Regions from separate parts of the Homo sapiens genome. Here region 2 is linked to region 1. Evidence: read pairs that join two places in POLR2A ChIA-PET (ENCODE). Cell type or tissue: GM12878. All regions are shown on one strand. Each heading gives the region's core, and the rest is flanking DNA. Links, peaks and the distances in the headings are about the cores only.

What was found. Peaks named below come from ENCODE experiments on the same cell type or tissue, not always from the same donor. Only the 100,000 strongest peaks of a DNase experiment are listed, where the experiment ranks them.
Region 2: POLR2A ChIA-PET joins it to region 1 with 7 read pairs; 1 of 35 experiments calls an interaction of 5 or more read pairs at or near these places.

The regions. Positions count from the first base shown.
Region 1 is chr13:100,103,979-100,111,771 of GRCh38, reverse strand. The region is part of intron 2 of PCCA (propionyl-CoA carboxylase subunit alpha); the gene reads right to left. Among named protein-coding and RNA genes, the nearest start is that of PCCA, 19 kb to the right of the region's middle. In GM12878, for the core only: no CTCF peak of the experiment used is centred there; a DNase peak (open chromatin) is centred at 2,484.
Region 2 is chr13:99,342,123-99,350,911 of GRCh38, reverse strand. The region is part of intron 7 of UBAC2 (UBA domain containing 2); the gene reads right to left. Among named protein-coding and RNA genes, the nearest start is that of FKSG29, 4.9 kb to the left of the region's middle. RefSeq lists enhancers at 7,337-7,837, 7,838-8,338. In GM12878, for the core only: no CTCF peak of the experiment used is centred there; no DNase peak of the experiment used is centred there; H3K27ac peaks cover 1,063 bases.

The DNA of each region.
Region 1 (7,793 bases), core at 22-4,021:
CCAAGTTTTTCCAACATCAACACTGAATATAACCCTAATAAACATTACTTCCTAGAGTAACATTAAATACTATATTACTTACAGTAATATTAAATGTACTATAAATACTTAGGGTAATATTAAAATAGGTTATTAAATAGTATAACCGTTTACAACCAGGGAACTACAAAATTCATCTGATATGATCGGGTTCTATAATTACTTTGTTAAAGCATAGTAGGTTAATGTATTCACAATGGGGGTATCTACATATTCTGTAGCCAAAAGAAAATCTTCAAATGATATTTCAGACACTAAAAGACTTTGGTCAAGCCCGGGTGCAGTGGCTCACGCCTGTAATCCCAGCACTTTGGGAGGCCAAGGCAGGTGGATCACGAGGTCAGGAGCTCGAGACCAGCCTGACCAACACGGTAAAACCCCATCTCTACTAAAAATACAAAAAGGCTGGGCACGGTGGCTCACGCCTGTAATCCAGCACTTTGGGAGGCCAAGGTGGGTGGATCACGAGGTCAGGAGATCGAGACCATCCTGACCAATATGGTGAAACCCTGTCTCTACTAAAAATACAAAAAAAAAAAAAAAAAAAAAAAAAAGGAGCTGGGTCTAGTGGTACGCGCCTCTAATCTCAGCTACTCGGGAGGCTGAGGCAGGAGAATGGCTTGAACCCGGGAGGCGGAGACTGCAGTGAGCTGAGATCACGCCACTGCACTCCTGTCTGGTGACAAAGCGAGTCTCCATCTCTAAATAAATAAATAAATAATTTAAATACAAAAATTAGCCGGCGTGATGGTGCATGCCCGTAATCCCAAGTGCTGGTAATCCCAAGTAATCCCAGCTACTTGGGAGGCTGAGGCAGGAATCACTTGAACCTGGGAGGCGGAGGTTGCAGTGAGCTAAAATCGTGCCACTGCACTCCAGCCTGGGTGACAGAGCAAGATTCCGTCTCAAAAAATAAATAAATAAATAAACAAAAAAAACACTTTGGCCAAAATTACTTGACAATTTATTTTCTAAATTCTGGGAAATTCTAAGTGTCATGAGTTGTTTTCAAAGGGAAGTCTGATACTAAGTAAGTATAATTTATCTGCTATCTCTGTTGGGACAGGGCATATTTTCAGTAACTCAGAATAGGTACCTAATTGTGCATATATCCAAAAATGCCCAGACTAAGCAGATTACACCATTTGAATCCAATGTTAAGTTTGAATAACCACCAAATTTTGAAGCAGCTGAGACCAAACAGTAGAGAAGTTGTGTATCCTGTGTTTATCTAGAGACCTAAACCCAAGTCCAGCTTTGCCACTAATGACCTATTTAACTTTAAGTAAATCAATCTCTGTAGGCCTTGATTTCCACATAAACTGGTAGCACTCAAATGGAAAGCTATTTAGTAAGGTTTTCTTCCTACTCTAAAATTGTACAAGCTAATCGTTTTTCAAAACACACCATTCCAAGTAATTTGGATGTAATACACATTAGCACACGGTAATTTCTGTATTTGTGAATTATTTTTAAGTTCAACGGAACTACAGAAAAAAAGTGTCAGTTATATTTCTAAAAGAAGAGTTAGAGTTATAAATGACCTTTTAAAAAGTACTCTTATATAACCTAGAGCAGTTTGTTTGTTTGTTTGTTTTTTGAGATGGAGTCTCACTCTGTCGCCCAGGCTGGAGTGCAGTGGTACGATCTCAGCTCACAGTAACCTCCGTCTCCCAGGTTCAACATATTCTCCTGCCTCAGCCTCCTAATAGCTGGGATTACAGGTGCGCACCACCAAGCCCGGCTAATTTCTTTGTATTTTTAGTAGAGATGGGGTTTCCCCATGTTGGTCAGGCCGGCCTCGAACTCCTGACTTCAGGTGATCCGCCTGCCTCGGCCTCCCAAAGTGCTGGGATTACAAGCCTGAGCCACCACACCCGGCCTAGAGCAGTATTTTAACATACAGGAAAAAGTCCAGAATCTCAGAAGTGAAAAAAGCTTGCTAGGTCTTGGTTTAACCTTTACATCATATATGTCTTAACTCCTCCAACCCGAGCCAAGCCCCTGCCTTAAAAATAGGTAAACTTCTAATGTGATAAAACTCGAAGCCACTCAGAGCCTTGCTCACATCTCAGGTCTGAGAATGCATAATCATCTACTTTTCTGTATTTAAATGGTCATGGTAAACCCCTCTTAAACAGTAAGCATATCCTGAGAACACAATGTTTACACTTTCTTAAATGGGTTTTAAAATATGATGTTAATATTAACTGTGAAACAGACCACATCTGATAATCACCACAAACACCACTCCTAGAAATTACATATTAAGCAATTGTTACAGCGAATACAACAAATCATGATAACAATGGAAGAATTAAGCAAGAATCCCCATTCTAATTTCTGTTCAGGCAGCAGAATGGTCATTACGAGTCAGTCTGCAGCCAAGCCACCCAGGCTGAACTCCCAACATTCTATGTTCTCCTCCTGTGTGTCCTGCTATGAACAAGTCACCCTTCTTGCCTCTCATTTCCTGGTATGTAAAATAAGGGTAAAAACAGCACCTGCCACAAGAGGTTGTGAGAATGATTTGAATTAACACTCTTAAAGTGTTTAGAATAATGTCTAGCATGTAATATATACTCATTCAGCATTAGCTATGGCTACTGTTCTTCACCCCTTTGGGCTACATGCCAGACTGTTATGAATTTAGGAGTGTGCCCCTATCTGTCTAACTGGGGAAAAGCTATAACAAAACAAATACCTGCACCTGACACATCTTCTCTGTTAAGGGCTATTAATGTATTACCAATTAGCGCATAAAACCCAATAAAACTAATCATATCAATTAATCTTCCATACATAAAATTTTCTTCTAAATAAATCATAGATGCATATAATTCAGAATTTTTAAAGTACAAAAGGGGATACACTGAAGAGACACCCAAGTCCCTGCCCAAAAGGCAACCACTGTTACTGGTCTCCTATATATTCTTCCAGGTAGGCTATGCCTATAAAAGAATATGCATACAAATCAATTAAACCCAACCTTAAAACTGCCCCTCTGCATCAACAATTACAGGTAAATATCAAGTGCATTTGGCAACTTCAAAGTAAAATATGGCACAAACACAACAAATTGTGTTAAATGCTCTAATAAGGCTTTGTGCAGGATGCTACACACAGAGAAGGGAGCACATGAACAGCATGTGTAAAGGCCGTGACACTGGAAGAAGAGGGTAGCACTAAGCAACTACAAGGAATTCTCAATATGACTGAAGCGCATGGTATGCTTAGGAGAGTTGTAGCAAATAAAGCTAGGATAAAAAAAAGTCCAGATGATGGAAGGACTCATATGCCATTCAAGGAACTGGGACTTGATCCTATATGTGGAGAGTCACTCATAAGGCACCCTGAAGACACTCAGGAAAAAACAACTATAAATTAGGATCCTGGATCCTTGAAGATAGATGAGAATTCAGGTACCAGAAGAGATAATGAAGAACTTTGGCAGTAGCTGCTCTATAACTGTACTAATAATGTCATCTGAAGTAAAAGATTTCCTAAGGATCTTTTTTGCTGTTGTTATTTTTCTCTTAACCCATTCTCTCTCTATCCCTCCTTCTTCCTTTCCCTTCCCTAGGTTTAGATGCTCTCTCCCAGGCTCTAACTCCATAGCTAGCACCACACTCCATTCAGAGACCAAGAGGACTGAGCTGGCCCTGCACTGGGTACTTGTTGGAATGACGGCAGAACTCTGGACACTGGGTCACTTGCCCAACTCTTCTGAGAAAGGATACAGCACAATGGGTAAGTCCACCAGCTCTGGAAAAGGACAGGCATGAGTTTACACCCAGCTACTCACTATCCATGGGCTTTGAGTCTTGCTTTCCAAATGTGCAAAATTCAGTTAAGGACATTAAGCAGCCGACACTTAGGACACGTTTTGTATACAGCAGGCACTGTGATGAATCTCTTCTGTGCATTATCTCATCTATCAGGTAATGGCTATGATGACAATATTTAGCATAATAATCCCACGAAGTCAGTTCTGATAATATCTCCGTTTTACAAATAAGAAAACTAAGGCTTGATGAGGCCAAATCACTTGCCTTAAATCACTTACAAAGTTCACTAGTGGCAAAGTCAGAGAGTTCACATCCAGGTATTCATGTCAGAAATATCATGATATAATGTAATCAGAGTATAACAATGCAAGCTCTAAACACTATGTTATTAATAACACCTAAGATCACTTTTTTTTTTCTTAAGAGACGGGGTTTTGCTCTGTTACCCAGGTTGATATGGAACTCTCGGTCTCAAGGAATCCCGTGTCTCGGCCTCCCAGAGCGCAGGGACTGTAGGCGTAAGCCACTGAGCCCAGCCAGCTCACATCAGTGTGACAGGAACAACACAGTACTGTACTGGCTCACACTAACTTAAGGCCAACTGAAACTTAATGGTCTTGATCCAAGCAAGCTACCATAAGTTAAATCTTCCTTATTCTCATGAACATACATAAGACAACAAGTTAGCTTGTTAAAACTCAAGTTAAAAAAAATAACGTTTTCAGTAATGATTAAATTTCACCCGGATAATTTGCACATGATGTAAGTCACTGATAAAATGTGGAATAAGAAATGAGTTAATAACAGATTCAAACGAGAATCAATTTATTTAACAAATATGTATTACACCAAAGACCAAGTCTACTTGCACTTGGGACAGTAGGTATAAACAAACCAGGTCAGTATTTAATGAATGGTTACAAGGACAGCAGGAATCCGGGAAGGAGAAAGGTCTGATTAAGTGCAGCCCTCAAGTGAAGGGTGAAGCGACCAACTTAGTCTGAACATGTACCTGTACTATGAATAGGTGCCAAAGAATATTCATCACTCACTGAGGGAAACACAGTTTCTCCACAGTCACCTTAGGCAAGGGCACAGCAAAGGAGATGGCAAAGATAGCAGGGAGCAGAATTGATTTCAGGATTTATGACGAAACATGCTAAGTGAATTCCAAGGAGATTCCACTTCTACACCTTTATCCCTCGTATCTCTTTAAATGTGCTAAACCTGGGCCAGGCACGGTCGCTCATGCCTACAATGCCAGCACTTTGGGAGGTGGAGACAGGTGGATCACCTGAGGTCAGGAGTTCGAGACCAGCCTGGCCAACATGGTGAAACTCCATCTCTACTAAAAATACAAAAAAAAATTAGCCGGATGTGGTGGTGTGTGCCTGTAATCCCAGCTACTCGGGAGGCTGAGGCAGGAGAATCGCTTGAACTCGGAAGGTGGAGGTTGCAGTGAGCCAAGATCATGCCACTGCACTCCAGCCTGGGTGACAGAGCGAGACTCTGTCTCAAAAATAAATAAATAAATGTGCTAAACCCAGACAGTTACATACATTTATTTATTTTTAGTAATTACCAGTGGTCACCAATGTGGGAGGTCAGTTAGCTATTTCTGTAACTTCACTATGAGGTTATAATGAAAGCAAGTACCAGACCAAACTCTGTCCACACATACAAACATTTATTAAGACATAAAAAGAATCATAAAACCTGCTTGATAAGTTCAGTGGAATCTTAACTTCCTGTACTTTGTAAGGCTCCAAAAGACTGCAAGAAAGGCTCACCATAGGCAAAAAAAAACAATATTCTGCTTTGGCTAACCATACTGTCAGACTAAGCCATCAAGAATCCACCAGACAAGTGGCTGAACACAGAACTATTCATTTAGGGATCGGGCCCGAGTATTATCCTTAAAGGTAAAGAATTAAAGGCCAACTACATTATTACATTCTAATAGTACAAAGGCACAGAATTTCCCTAAAGCAATAGCCAATAACATATATTGACGAATACCACAAACTTCCTCAATGACAGCCCGTTTCTTTTTTTCCTTTTCTTTTCTTTTTTTTTTTTTTTTTTTTTTTTTTTTTTTTTGAGACAGGATCTTGCCCTTTAGCCTAGCAGTCTGGAGTACAGTGGTGCAATCATGGCTCACTGAAGCCCTGACCTCCTGGGCTCAAGTGATCCTCCCAACTTAGCTTCCTGTGTAGCTGGAACTACTGGTGCACGCCACCACACCCAGCTAATTTTTGTGGGGTGTTTTTTTTTTTTTTTTTTTTTTGGTAGAGACAGGGTTTCGCCAGGCTGGTCTCAAGTTCCTGACCTCAAGCAATCCACTGGCCTCAAACTCCCAAAGTGCTGGGATTACAGGCGTGGGCCATCACACCTGGCTGATAGCCCACTTCTAACAGTTATTACGCTAATGAGGAAGGCTACCAGTGTATAAGGAGAAAGATGGCTGAACCGTTTGTAGTATTCCACCCCTCTATAATGTGTCCTCTTCAACAAATGTTAGTTAATTACTCTTAAGAGTGTAGCCACTTAGGATAGCTGATTACTTCGAGATTGGAATGCAACACATGGATACATGAACCCCAAAGCATATCACCTATGATGAAGATTTTAAATTAAACTACAGCTTTCATAACAGGGAGTTTATCATAACTAATTCAATAGACCTGCACTATCCAATATAGTAGCCACTGGCCACATGAGGTTATTGGGCTCTTCAAATGTGGCTAATCAAACTGAGATATGCCAGAGGTATAAAATATACACTGGATTTAGAAGACTTAGGGCCCAAAAAAAAGAATCTAAGGTGTCTTGTTAATACTTTTTATACTGATTATGTACTTAAATAACATTTTAGATATTGAGATATTATTAATTTTGCCTGTTTACTTTTTTTTAATGTGGCTATTAGAAAATTGAAAATTGGCCAAGTGCAGTGGCTCATGCCTGTAATCCCAACACTTTGGGAGGCTGAGGCAGGAAGACATTTGAGGTCAGGAGTTCGAGACCAGCCTGCCCAACATGGTGAAACCCTGTCTCTACTAAAAATACAAAAATTAGCCGGGCATGGTGACGTACACCTGTAATCCCAGCTACTCGGGAGGCTGAGGCAAGAGAATTGCTTGAACCTGGGAGGTGGAGGTTGCAGTGAGCCAAGATCACACCACTGCACTACAGCCTGGGTGACAGAGCAAGACTCCATCTCAAAAATAAAAAATAAAAAGGAAAATTGAAAATCACATTTGCCCTGTGTATTAATTGGTTTTTACATTGCTATGAAGATACTACCCAAGACTAGGTAATTTATAAACAAAGGTTTAATTGACTCCCAGTTCCGCATGGCTGGGGAGACTTCAGGAAACTTACAATCATGGCAGAAGGAAAGCAGGACCCTTCTTCACAAGGCAGCAGGGGAGAGTAGTGCAAAGGAGGAACTTCCAAACACTTGTAAGATCTTAAGATCCTGTGAGAACCAACTCACTGTCATGAGAAAAACATGGAAGAAACTGCCCCCATGATCCAATCACCTCCCTCCCTCAACACATGGGGATTACAGGTCGAGATGAGATTTGGATGGGGACAGAGCCAAACCATATCACCCTGCAACTGTGTTTCACATTGTATTTCTACTGAACTGAAGATATGTAGACTCTTTCTTCCTCCAGGCCTCCAGATTCAAAAGAATCTGGAAAGCAGTATTGCGCACTTCAGCACATGATTCAGAAGATACCTCAGACATGTCATTCTCAAATAATCATTCCTGTCAGTTGTATTTTGATGACACTCACCTTGAACAATCCCTTCTTAACCAAAACTCCCGCCCACTTCGATGCCTTCATTGCCATGAAGGCATGAAACCATATTTTATTTCCAATCACTTCTTCTAGTCCCTACAAGGCTCAAACATTATTGTAATAGCATTTTAATTAGAAACCCCTTGTCCTGAAA
Region 2 (8,789 bases), core at 2,076-6,075, 760 kb after region 1:
TGGACACCAGCAGGGTGTCCTATAATTTAACTCAATCCCCACACTGTCTCCCAGGAGATAACATCAGAGCCCACAGGTTAAGGGCCCACTCCCACAAGACTGCTCCCCTACTTCAGATGGCAATCGCCAGACCTAACCTGCGGTTCTAACCAACGTGCTATAAATGAGGGTTCCCGTGGTCCACTCCTTGGGTTCAGTTAATTTGCTAGGATGGCTCACAGAACTCAGGGAAACACTGACATCTACCCATTTATTAGAAAGGATATTGCAAGGGATACAGATGAACAGTCAGATGGAAGAGATGCACAGGGCAAGGCATGGGGCATGGCCCCTGCCCCTCTCTGGCACCCCCTGCACCCTGCTCCAGCACACATTCAGCAATCTGGAAGTTCTCTAAACCCTGTCCTTTGGGGGTTTTATGGAAGCTTCATTATGTAGATATAATTGATTATATCACTGGCCATTGGTGATCAACTCAACCCCTCTCCCTAATCACAGAGGTTGGGGGTGGGGCTGAAAGTCTCAACCCTCTAATCACTTATTAGTTCCCCTGGTAACCAGCCCCCATCTGAGGCTATCCAGGAGAGCCTGGACATCAGTCATCCATGTGAAAAGACACTTCTCACTGTGGGCGAAGGATTACCTAGGTGCCGAGGTAAGAAACTGAAGGCACAACTGTTTCAGTATAAAAAAGAAAATAGAGTAAGAGTAGTCATAATACAAATTAGATATAGAGATGATCATGGACATTATCAATCATTATAAACATCATGAATCATTAGCTTTTAATATTACTCTTTGTTGCATTACTAATATAACCTAGGAATAACCGGCGGGCATAGGGTCAGGTGCTGAAGGGACATTGTGAGAAGTGACCTAGAAGGCAAGAGGTGAGCCCTCTGTCACGCCGGCATGAGGGCTCCTTGGTCAAGCGGTAATGCCAGTGTCTGCGAAGACACCCATTACTTAGCAGACCGCGAAAGGGAGTCTCCTTTCATTGGAGGAGTCAGGGAACACTCTGCTCCACCACCTTCTTGTGGGAGGCTGGATATTATCCCAGTCTGCCCGCAGTCATCCGAAGTCCTAAACCCCTCCCTGTGATGCTGTGCTTCAACGGTCACGCTCCTTGTCCACTTTCATGTTCCTCCCGTACTCCTGGTTCCTCTTTGAAGTTCGTAGTAGATAGCAGTAGAAGAAATAGTAAAAGTCTTAAAGTCTTTGATCTTTCTTATAAGTGCATAGAAGAAAACGCTGACGTATGGTGCCTTCTCTCTCTCAGCTTCGGCTACCTAAGAGGGAAGGGCCCCCCTGTCCTGTGATTACGTGACTTGCTTCACCTTGTCAATCACTTAGAAGATTCACCCTCCTTACCCTGACCCCCGGTCTTGTATGCAATAAATATCAGCGCACCCAGCCGTTCAGGGCCACTACTGGTCTCCGCATCTTGATGGCAGTGGTCCCTCGGGCCCAGCTGTTTTCTCTTTATCTCTTTGTCTTGTGTCTTTATTTATTACAATCTCATCTCCGCACATGGGGAGAACACCTGCTAAGCCCTGTAGGGCTGGACCCTATGCTCACTGTGGAGATTCCAAGGGCTTTAGGTGCTGTGTGTCAGGGGCCAGTGGTAGAGAACAGATACATCTTTCTCATCACAGCACACAGAGCTTCTTTGCTACAGCGAGCAAAGGGAGGGAGACATGCACCGTGAAGCTGTGGAGACTCAGGTTGCACAGGCACCATTCGGATGATCATTACTACAGGAGACTCCAGTAATTGATCTGGAGGTCTGAAGACAAGGAGGCTCTGCAAAGCCTGCCCTCGTCCTTCACTGTGATGAGCTAAGCATGCTCTAGCTCATCACCAACAATATCCTGAGCACACAGAATTTTCACTGTCTCCCACCTGGTCTTCTTCCTCTAGTGTCACCTTTTCTTTTCTTTTTCTTTTTGAGCCGTGATTGCACCTTGACCTCCAGGGATCAAGTGATCGTTCCATCTCAGCCTCCTGAGTAGCTGGGACTACAGGCACAGGCCACCACGCCCAGCTGATTTAAAAAATTTTTTTGTAGAGAAGAGGTCTCACTATGTTGCCCAGGCTGGTCTCAAACTCCTAGGCTCATGCTATCCTCCTGCCTTGGCCTCCCAAAGCGCTGGGATTACAGGCATGAGCCACTGTGGCCAGCCTACCGTCATCCCTTCAGACAACGTTCATATTATGACTAAAGTGAGCTTTCTTAAAAATAAATCTAACTTACTCTCCTGTTTAAAAGGCCTCACTGATCCACCACTTCTGGCAGGATGAACACAACAGCAATTCTTAGTTTGGTAGAAGACCCGTCCTGGCCTCTGCTCTCTTCCCAACCATGTCTTTCATTGCCTCTTTCTTATAGGAACCTCAATCTCAGGCGAATGCAATTCCTTGCTGTCCCCACAGCTGTTTTGAGCCCCTGTGCGTTTTTTCATAAGGCCCCCCGTGACTGAAACACCTGCCCCAATGCTGGCCTCAAGATTACCCTCGCTGTATCCCTTAGGGAGAACTGGCCACACCCACTGTTTAGGCTCAGGGTTCTTTTTTCTTCTCTTTGCACAGACTCCTGTAGAAACCTAGTGCCTAGTACAGCCTCATGTCTTCCCCTCGCTGGCTGCAAACTTCTTGAAGGCGCAGGCGGCGTCTTATTTAATCCCTCAGGGCAGTACACTGCATTAGAGCCAAAAGACAAAGAAGTACAACAGCTCCTGTCCTCCAAGAGCTCATATTCTACTGGGGATGAACAAAACACAAACCCATGAAAAGTTATGTAATGGCCCTGGCAGTGTAAAGATGATCACAGCTGCAAGTAGCAAAATGACTCTGAGATGCCACCTGCTTTGGAGAAGGCAGCTCTGCTGGGAGACAAGAGTGAGTCAGCGGGCAAGGAACTACTGAGAGCAGCTTATGTGTGTCCAGCATAGTGTCCCGAGTTTACAAAAGAATGGGACAGCTGTGGATGTGGAGGGAGATAAGAAGTGGGCACCACAGGCTGCAGCTAATACTCTGCAGCCCACTCCATCTTCACTGCCACAGGCCCATGAGACAAGCCTCCAAAGGCCTCTGGATAGTCAGTGCTGGCGGGAAATGTCCAGAAAGATCTGTAGGAGGTCAAAGCACACTAGATGACGTTATCACATGCCTGTGCTTAATGATGAGCATGGGACCACTGTACCCTGCCCCTGTCAGCACCTAGGTCTCATGTCTCAGTTGAAGTGAGATCTATAGAGCCATCACCCTGGTCACTGTTCATCAGAGCTGTGGAATGGGAATATGCCACACAGTGGACTAAAAATGCTTCAGGAGCATAAGATCATATTGACTTTCTCACAGAGTGAAAGTAACTTGAACGGGGACCAGCGTGACCACAGTGATGTCCCAGAATGAGGGCAGCCAGTCAGAACAGAGTGATATTGACCTTCCCCCACTTCCAGCTCATGCAGCGCTTCTCATCCCCATCTCTCCACCGAAGCCCCTTTCAAAAGTGAACTCATTCTGCTGAATCCAGTGGTGGTCTTCCAGTATCATCTTCACTTGCCTTTTTTTTCCTGGGGGGGGGGGGGGGCGCCCGGGGATAGTAACGTCTGAATCTGTTCCTGAAACACCTACTCTTCCTGAAACATTCTACTCCGCAGGCTCCCTGGCCACTGAACTGGTTTTCTCCTTGGTCCCTGGGGGTTCTTTTTTTTCCCTCTTTGCACTCTCTAGACATGGGTCTTGCTTTCTACTGTTCTCTCAAGAGTATCCGTAGATCTTTTTTTTTCTTTAAATAGAGATGGGGGTCTCACCATGTGGCCCAAGCTGGTCTCAAACTCCTGGGCTCAAGCAATCTGCCCGCCTGGGCTTCCCAAAGTGCTGGGATTACAGGCGTGAACCACTGCACTCAACCTCTGTAGATGTTTCCAGCCCTGATTATTCATCTGTGTTCAGCTTGCTTAAAGTCTTTCTGTATCTATTTATTATGCTCATATTTGCTCATTAATTCCCACAGTTCCTAACATCTGCCAGGCATTATTCACACACTGGAGATATACAGAAAACAAGTCTGCTCCATCCGGAGACACACTGGTGGAGAAAGGGCAGTAAATCACCAGTGAACATCGGGTTTGCGGTGCCACGAGAGACAGGCAGTGTCTACAGGGGCAGAGAGAGCCCTGGGAGCCCCCCAGGAAGCTGGGGAAGGCCTCCCTGAGGAGGCGATATTTGTCAGGAATGCCGAGTAAATAGCAGCTAGACAAGTGAAAATGATGTGTATGTGGGAGGGGTGGGGTGAAGGGGTTGGTACAGGGAAGTTCATTCTGGGCAGAGAGGAAAGGGAAGATGTAAAGGTGAGACTGCGTGAAACAATATGAGCAGCAGTTAACTGTGAGTAACCCGGTGAGGCATGGCTGGCCTAAGGGCTTGCACACGGCAGCAGAAAGGAGATGCGGCCACATAGCAGGCAGGAGCCTTGTGTTGGAACCACCCTGAAAGCTATGGAGAGGCCCTGAAGGATGATAGCTGGAGTGAAACAAGCAGATTTCTGTTTTCACAGAGATCACTGGTGGAGGCTGTGGGGCAGGCTCAGGAGGGAGGCAGTCGGTGATGGAGATGGGAGGGAAGAAATCCAGGCAAATGGCGCCGGTGGCCTGAACTACAGCACTGGAGATGAATGACGGACTTACATCAAGGAGGGAGACTCTTTGGGGCTGAACTGGTGGGGAAGGCAGGAAGGACATGGATGTATAAGTGGGAAATGTCTGGGGTGAAACCCTAGGTTTGGACTTTCGGGTAAACAATGGGTGCTTTTCATCAGGTAGGGAGTGAGAAAGGGAAACAAATTTAGCAAAGAAACAGTACATGTCGGCTGTGTGCGGTGGCTCACGCCTGTAATCCCAGCACTTTGGGAGGCCAAGGCAAGTGGATCATGAGGTCAGGGGTTCAAGACCAGCCTGGCCAACATGGTGAAACCCCGTCTTTACTAAAAATACAAAAATTAGCCGGATGTGGTGGTGAGCGCCTGTAATCCCAGCTACTCGGGAGGCTGAGGCAGGAGAATTGCTTGAAGCCAGGAGACAGAGGTTGCAGTGAGCCAAGATCACGCCACTGCACTCCAGCCTGGGCAACAGAGCAAGACTCTGTCTCAAAAAAAAAAAAAAAAAAAGAAAGAAAAAAAGAAACAGTACCTGTCAAGAGCTGATGGGACAGTGAAGTGGAGATGTACTATAGGCAGTAGGATATTTCGGTCTGGAGCCCCAGGAGAGAGGGAGGTCCAGTCTCTAGATCTTGAGGGACTCATGGGAGCCATGAGCTCAATAAAGTGGTGAGGACAGGGGCTGGGTGGGTCCCCTTGGGTGTCTAACGTGAAAAGCTCAGTAGGCAGAGAACTGAGTCTTGGGAAACAACCTATTTAGGGAGTGAACAGAGGAAGGAGAGCTCGATCCAGAGTACAGCATCAGCCCAGCCAAGGCACTCCTCTGAGAGCCGGGCTTTAGAAACCTCCTTCTATTTGTCTCCTCCTCTGTGGTTTCTCCTTTCCCCCGTCCATCTTACACTGTGCAATAAAATGACATTTTTCTGAGATAACTGTCCTATCTTTGTTACTGAATAAACAATTTTTCACAGCCAATGTCCAAGCCGAAATCTATTGTCAGGCTTAAACTACCTCCCTCCATTATCAGTTACTATATCATTTCCCATTTCTCACTACATATCTGCCCACATGTCAATCACAGGGCTCCTGGAGGTCTCTCCTTTTTAAGGTCTCATTAGCACCTCCATGCCTCACTCTTGCTGGTCCTCTCCTCTGGAATGATGTGCCTTACCCTCTCCACCCATCCAAATTCCACCCGTCCTTCTACTTCCTGAAATCTTTTTTGGCAGCATCAGTCCACACCAGTGGCTCTCTCCTCAGATTTTCACTGCATGGGTGCTTCAGTAAATATTTCCTTGTTTCTTGGATGCTCATCTATTTCAACTACAACTGCCTGAGCTCCCTGAAGTTGGCCACAAACTCACGGAGGGAAAGGACATGTTCTTCATTTATTTTGTGCCCACAGCGAAGCCACCAGTATTGGTCAGAGAGCTTCCCAAGCAGTCTAACTGTCTAACTGTGCCCCCAGAGCCACACGAGGAGCACGTGGCAGGGGGTGGCAGCGAGCACCTGCCAGATGGCAGGATGAACTCTGGCATAAGCAGGCAAGAGAAATCTAAAGAAATACAACACTGAATCAAGACTTGAGTGTTATTTTGGAATACCTGAAATGAAAAACTGCAGACAGATCATGTGTAACATACAGCAGTTAGTAACTGAAAAAAAATGACTTTCTGACTAAATAAACTCAGATTCTATGAAAAGCATCTAAAAATCAAGTTTTTAAATAAATAACAGTTGTATTTTAAATGAAATACACAGCATGAGATTGCCTACAATAAAAGATACAGGAGCAAACAACAAAAACATGTATTTGAAACATAAAGAAGAAGATGGAAGCAAAAGTTCTAACTTAACCCTAATTAAACCTGAAGCCTGGCACTGAGTTTCCTGCCAGCCAAAGTGAAAAGGGGGAAAACAAATCACCAAGGAGCTCTCATATTGGGAGGTATATGAGTTAGGGATCAGAAACAGAGACCTCAGAGTCAGACACAGCTGGGTCTCACTCCCAGATCCCCATCAACAGCTGCATGCCCCTGGACAAGCAAGCACTCCCCTGAGCCTCCGGGGTCATGAGGGAATACCTGCATCTCTCTAGGCGTACACCGGGCATAAATGAGATAACATATACTGAGTACTTACTATAGGACTGGCAAAATAAATGGTGGTGGTCTTCTTACTGATAAAGAGTGAAACATGCTAATTCTGCAAGAGAGACAGGACCTAAGCTCCATAAGAAAAAGGACTGGGGGCTATCTTTTTTACACCTGTGTCCTCAATGTCCAGCTCTAGGCCTACCATATAATAAGCACTAAGTACTTATTTGTTGAAAAGTAAATGAAAATAAACTTTTCTCCTGGTATTACATTCCAATACAACTGCACCCTGTACGGTACTCGTGCATGCACACAAATACGGCAGATAATTTCCAGTGGTGGTTTAACAAAAGAGTTCTCTACGTGGTGATTTATCATACTTATGTGAAGAAAACTGAGACACAGCTGAGTGAAGAAGTTCAGCAGGAGGCTAAGTGCTCAGGTTTGGGTGTACCCATGTGCGGACCCTAGAAGAGAACTTAGGAAGCTTAGGAAAAAATCAAGAGTCTGGTCTGTGCTGCCCAGCAGACCACTCAACGTAAAAGCCCAGCAAGAGCCCAGGGGCTGGTGTCCTGCTCTGGACTTCAGATCTGTTAGTGAGACCATCCTATGAAAGTGGAGGAGTCTGACAGCAGTGTAGACAGCCATAAAGGCCTGTGCCACTTCACAGGCGCCTGGTGGGAATGCACGCTCCAGCAGGGCAGGGGTTTGGGTCTGTCTCATTCCCTGAGGCCTGGGTACAACCTGGCAGATCCCGTGATGTTCCAAGTATCTGGGGGGAAAGACACCGTGCGGAGTTTACAGCAAGGCAGGAAAGGAGAACCACAATGGGGGTCCGTAGAATCCTGGAGCGAGGGCGTGCGCAAACAGCCAAGAATCCCACTTGCATAAACTGCTGCTGCACCATGAAGTGCCTGTCTGTAGGCCACAAAGTGAGCATGTGGTCAGCAGTGGAGACCCACCAAGTTACCAAGCCAGGTGGGCCGACAGAAACCCATCATCAGATGGACACGGGCATCTGGGCTCAGCATAGGTGGGGCTGCAGGGCATGGGTGAGCTGCAGAAGCAGGCATGCCAGACCACCCTGGCAGCCACCTCTGCTGCACCACAGCCTCTTCCCAGCTAACACCGACTACCACAGCTGGTGGGCCCCTCATGACCAAGTGACAGAGGGGAAAACAGCCAAATGGACAGGCTGGCTCAGGACATGAGTGGCAGCTGAAAGAAACGGCTGCATGATGGCTCAATCTTGAAAGACAGCGATCAGGGGAACCCCCTATGGGCAGAGCCTGGGCAGCACATTTGGTCATCAACTCTGTGTGAAGAGAAGTGGCCTGAGGCAATTACACGTGTGGATCTGCTGGGCATGGCAGATCACCTGGTTGGTCGGTCAGGGGACTGGAAGGGAGGGAACAAGGAGGATCCAGCTAAAGGAACAGCATCAAGTGTCTTGCAGGTCGTGCCCACCACGGGCATCCACCACAGAAAAGGCACCAAATGGAAGGTGGACAGAATGACTGTGGCTCCATCACCAGATAACCCAGCGCTGGCACACGAATGGATGGCCATGGTGGTAGCACAGAGGAATGTGTGGGTCCCCCTCACCTAGGCCGACCTATCTCCTGCCACTATGGAGCATCCAACCTGGCATCCACAGAGACTGTGTGTGCCTGATAACTACCGTCTGCAAGCAGAACAGTCACTCAGCGCCGAGACTATGCTGGGCCCTTTCCACTCTGCAGTGTTATGGAACACACTGTCTCCCACCCCTTGCCCCTGCCCCAAATTCACACGCTGAAGCCCTAACCCTACGATGTGACTGTATTTAAAGGTAGGAACTTTAAGGAGGTAATTAAGGTTCAAAGAGGTCGTACGCATGGGACTTACCCAACAGGACTGGTCCCCATTTTGGGACAACTCAGAAGGGCTCTCCCAGCTTCACTGTGCTCCATAAGACCAGCGAGGCTTTTGCTGGAACTGCAGCTGCTCCCTCTGTCCCATCTTGCTGCCTTCGCCAGCCCGCCCCCATAGAT